Linked DNA regions of Mus musculus: region 1 is linked to region 2. A link is a loop called in an ENCODE intact Hi-C map of the cell type or tissue named here. Cell type or tissue: heart. All regions are shown on one strand.

Region 1 (2,500 bases), 1.2 Mb after region 2:
TGTCTGTTAGGGACGTTTTTGCTTGGTTTGAAGTGGGTGGATCCATTTCTGCTCTGAACCTTTAAGATAAAAAGACATACACCTTTGATCTGGATAGTGAGGTGGGGAGGTGCAACTTTAATCTGGGCCACACCTTCTGCTGGAAGCCTATATAAGGACATGGAAGAAGGAAGCTTTTGTTCTTTGCCTGCTTGCCCTTGCCTTGCTAGCACATCCATTCCTTCACTGACATTAAAGTCTGATTCTTTGGGATTCCAGTGTATACTGAAGACCAGCAAAGACCAGCTGAGACATCCAGTGTCACGGACTGAACTGAGCAACTACTGGATTCTTGGACTCTCTGTTCACTGCCATCCACCATTGGAATAGCTGGACGGCAGCCTATAAGTTATTCTAATAAATTCATATTACGTGTGCGCTCTCTCTCTCTCTCTCTCTCTCTCTCTCTCTCTCTCTAAGTTCTGTTAGTCTAACACAGAGAACCTGTATACATCCCTTGGCATCCCCATTCTCCCTATTTGTCTCTCTCACTTGTCCCCTTGTCTCTCCTTTCATGAAGGTTGAAAGACTTACTTATATTTCTTCTTTTTGTCCTTCAGGACTGGTTTTCATATCAAATTCACCACCCCTTTTAATTGAATTGTGAAATGTTCCTTTTCTAGCACTTAAAAGTGTCTGCAGAAGTTTGAAATAATTTGTTCTTTAATGTTTGATTAATTTAAAAAGTGAGTTGAAAAGTACCTAGGGCTTAGGTATTTCCTTCTTTCCTTCCTCCCTCCCTCCCTCCCTCCCTTTTTTCCTTCTCTCTTTCCTTCTTTCTTTTCTTTTTGAAAGTGATTGTTGTCTCCTGGCCAGTTTTAAAAAGCATGGCTCTATTTTGACTTTCCCACTTAAATACATTTTCTTATTATGTATTGTGTGTCTGTGTATGCCGTGTGTGGGCATACCTGTGACACAGTACCTGTCTGGAGGTCAGAGGGCAGCTTATAGAATTCTGTTCTCTCCTCCTGCCATGTAGGATTCTGGAGACCAAACTCAGGTTGTCGGGGTTAGCAGCAAGCGTCTTCACCCACTGAACCATTTCACTGGGCCCAGATAATTATCTTTTAAAGAAAATTGCTTACATCTCGCAAGCTTTCCAGATTATGAACATACAAGGTCCACTGTATCTAAATTCTTGTCCTTCAATCTAGCTTTCTTTACTTCCCTGATGAGACTTGTTTTTTCTTTACTGAGAAAAGCTAGGTACCAGCTAAGAGTTTTCATTTTTGCCCCTTTACACATGCCTTTGCTGTGTTTTCCAGGTTAACATTTCCCACACACACAGTTCAGAAGCTTCCAAGCGGGTTTTCCCTTCAAAGGCTTACCCCGTCTCTTGCCCCGCCCATAGCGCCCGGGCCCCGCCCCCAGGAGGCCCCGCCCCCGAGGAAACGGATGTGGGCTTCCGGAAGCCGGAAGCGGGCGAGCACTGTGGACCCGGAGTCGCTCGGAGCTGAGGCTAAGAGGCGGGCGGAGCCGGCGATGGCGGAGAAGTTTGACCATCTGGAGGAGCACCTGGAGAAGTTCGTGGAGAACATTCGGCAGCTCGGCATCATCGTCAGCGACTTCCAGCCCAGCAGCCAGGCGGGGCTGAGCCAGAAGCTGTGAGTGACGGCCCGGCAGGGCTCGGCGCGTCTGTGCGAAGCCCCTGCCCGCCGGCCTTGGGGACCCCACTGGGGCTCTAACGTTCATCCCGGGTCCCCGAGGGGAGGCCGGTTCTATCCTGACCGGACCTCACAGGGGAGGCGAGTTCCGTCCTGACCGGGGCGGACGGGCTCCATCCTGACCCCACTGGAGGCCGGTTCCACCCTGACTCCACTGGGAAGGAGGATCTGACCGCACAGGAGAGGAGGCTCAGTCATGACCCCGCTGGGATAGAGGTAGCTCTAGGTCCATCCTGGCCGGACGTGGAAGGCCGGTTCCACCCTGACCCCATAGGGGAGGAGGATCCCTCCTGACCCCACAGGGGAGGCTGGCACCACTCTGACCCTACAGGACAGTCTGGGACTACCCTGATGCCGTAAGGGGAGGTAGGCACCACGGACACTCCACCCCACCCCACCGCACTGGGGAGGTTGACTTCACACCTCAGGGGGGCCCTGAGCCACCTGCTGCATAGGCCTCGCTGTGGAAGAAGGCCACCACAGAGGGTTGATTTCTTGACAGTATCTTGTGTAGGCCTTGGAATGGCCTACAGGGAAACAACACAGTGTTCAGGAGAAGGCCTCACCGCTTATATATGGGACACTTTCCAGGGATCTGGAGTGGTTCTGGAGGGAGCCGAGGTTCAACCCACTAGGGATGGGCTTTTTCCTTGCTGACTGTGGGTACTGCACTTAAACTGGAGCCCACTTCTCCACGCTGTCTACCCTGAAACTCCATTCAGTGACATGCACTCCAGAAAGCTCTGCTCTCTCTTCACCTCCTTTCTGAGTTTAGAAGGGAAAAATTAAGCATCTGA
Region 2 (2,500 bases):
ACAAAAACCTTCTCATCACCTCAGGTCATCAGCTGCAACTCTAACAGTGAGACTAAAAACCACAAAAGGAAGAAAGGGGTACACTGTTTAATGAAGCAGGTAGCCCGCAGGACACCCAAACATAATTTCAAACAGCCTTCTCTAAACTTGTTCCTTAGCACTGATTTTAAACGAATCGCAGTATGAGAGAATTAAGACAGGAGGTATACAAAAGTGACGTTTTTGAATTGTCCCTGATGGCGTGAAACCCACTCTTGATTTCTAGCTACTGTTGGGTCTTGCAAGTGTCTGTCATTCATTAGTGCCTAACTATAGGAGTGATCTGCCTTTCTGCCCATTTGTACTCTGAATTAGGATCATAAGCCTGAATGGTGAAGGGGCTAAGCCATGCTCAAACACAGTGTCGCTTACAAAGGCTATTGTTTCTGCCGTTTAAAAACAAAGCAAAAAAAAAACAAAAAACAAAAACAAAAAACAAAAACAAACTGTAACTCAGCAGTTAAGAGACCACTGACTGCTCTTCCCAAGGTTCTGAGTTCAAATCCCAGCAATCACATGGTAGCTCACAACCATCCCTAATGAGATCTGACGCCCTCTTCTGGTGCCTCTGAAGACAGCTACAGTGTACTTACATATAATAATAAATAAACCTTTAGGCTGGAGCGAGCAGGATCCTCCGGAGCAAGTAAAGGTTCTGAATTCAAAGTCCCAGAAACGACATGATGGTTCACAACCATCAGTACAGCCACAGTATACTCATATATATAAAATAAATAAGTAATCTTTAAAAAACCAAAACTGTAACTGTACAATGTTCACGTGAAACTGGGGAGTTCGTGTTTCCTGCTAGATCCTAATCAAAGCACTGGTCGTCATCAAAGATGGCATCATTGCATCTATCAGTAGTCAGCGTACATGGACTTTACACAGAGACGGTATTTCTAATTCATGCCTTACCCCGGAGATAACCAAGAGAAAAAGAAGATAAAGGGCTCTGGGATTCCACACTCCGCCATTCTATCCAGTGGCTAACGCTGAGTGGTAGCCGGCCTATATAAAATTATCTTTTCCTGAGTGAATCAACTCTAGTTAGTTTCTAAGCACTTGTGGCTTATCCGCTGGGGAGCTAGGACACAAACCCTTCAAAGGTTCATCGGGAAGCACTGCCACAGACTCGACAGGACCAATGGGTGACACGTGCGAGCTCACGAGGTTTTGGGAAAGGTGGCGGAGCCGACTCCTCCCAAGTGCTCCCCGTGAACCCCACCGCGGTCCGCCTCCCAAGTGCTCCCCGTGAACCCCACCGCGGTCCGGAAAACTCAGCGGCTCATCCCCACTGCGCAGGCGCGAGTCCCGGCTCCCCCACCGCTTCCGTCGCTCCCGCCGTCCCCCGCCGAATACCTCCAGGCGCGAATTCCCGCGCGGAACCCCGTTCTCCTCCGACAGGCACAGTCCGGGAGCACTGCGCACGCGCGCGGCACAGCACGCATGCTCCGCACGACCGCCAACAGACATGCGGGCGGACCTGGGCCAATCGCTGATCGCCGGATGTGGGTGGGTGGGTGGCCTTAGTGCCGCGCACGCGCCGGAATGTTCTCCAGGTAAGGGGCAGCGTCCGTGTACGGACGCTCCCAGGGCTCGGAAGCTCCGTGTCTGTCCTGTCCCGGGTGCGGCTTGGAGCCGCTCGGTAAGTGTCTCGGGATTAGGACCCCCGGGCTTCCCCACTCGTGCTCCGTGGGCTCCGGTCCGGTCGCGCGGCGCCTGCCTCCGCCGTTGCCCTGCTCCGCTTGCTTTTCTGTGATTGTGCGTGAGCCCCAGCCCAGCTTCTCAGCGCGAATTACCATGCTTTGCCCGGCTCATACCCGGAGTTTGAATCTTGTCGGCTGCTCCTCCTCTCTCGCAATTATCAACATTGACGTTCCCTTTCCCCATCACGTGAGTGTCGAGATTTGGAGGTAGAATCTGAATTCCAGCTCTTCCTCTTCGCGCCCAGCTTCACTGTACACAGAGGTGGTTTCCTTGGGCTGCAGGGTCCTTAGCGGGAAAAGCGTCAACCAGACGAACTGAATTACAGTAACCTAGCCCATAGGCAGGACTTAAAGTAAGGGCTGGGCAGCGATCGCAGTTAGGGTTAGGAGCCAGCATCTCGCCCAGACACAGTGAAGCCACAGGAAGTCAGCCCTATGATGCTTCAGTCTACCCGACAACACTAAGGTGTTCAAGGGCCACTGAAAAGAAATTTCAGAATGAGCCAGAGCGCAGCAAGGTCAATGAGTTCTGATTACTCAAAAAATAGCCTTTTTTGAAAACTGAAGAGACGCGTAAGCCTGAAAGCCTGAGTAGTAACTTATGTATAGGATTATGGGGTTTGGGGGGCTATTTAATCAGCAGCCAACTTTAAACATATTAAAGGAGACATGCCTTGGTGCACACCCTTCACTTTGTCCATAGAACATGGCCTTTGAAGAGGAATTACGTTGTGGTAAAACATTAATCTGAG

The links. Hi-C counts contacts between places; a loop is a spot of excess contacts. Peaks named below come from ENCODE experiments on the same cell type or tissue, not always from the same donor. Only the 100,000 strongest peaks of a DNase experiment are listed, where the experiment ranks them.
Region 1: a loop joins it to region 2, with 6 times the contacts of the local background. A loop is called at or near these places in 10 of 42 quality-filtered maps.

The regions. Positions count from the first base shown.
Region 1 is chr13:69,808,410-69,810,909 of GRCm38, forward strand. Med10 (mediator complex subunit 10) reads left to right here and starts at 1,473. Exons shown (of 4, transcript NM_138596.2): 1 at 1,473-1,643. The coding sequence starts at 1,522. In heart, no CTCF peak of the experiment used is centred here; a DNase peak (open chromatin) is centred at 1,432; H3K4me3 peaks cover 1,532 bases; H3K27ac peaks cover 1,442 bases.
Region 2 is chr13:68,580,664-68,583,163 of GRCm38, forward strand. Mtrr (5-methyltetrahydrofolate-homocysteine methyltransferase reductase) reads right to left here and starts at 1,506. Exons shown (of 15, transcript NM_172480.3): 1 at 1,402-1,506; 2 at 1-52. The coding sequence starts at 16. It overlaps Fastkd3 (FAST kinase domains 3), which reads left to right and starts at 1,547. Exons shown (of 7, transcript NM_027123.5): 1 at 1,547-1,687. In heart, no CTCF peak of the experiment used is centred here; a DNase peak (open chromatin) is centred at 1,478; H3K4me3 peaks cover 2,032 bases; H3K27ac peaks cover 1,784 bases.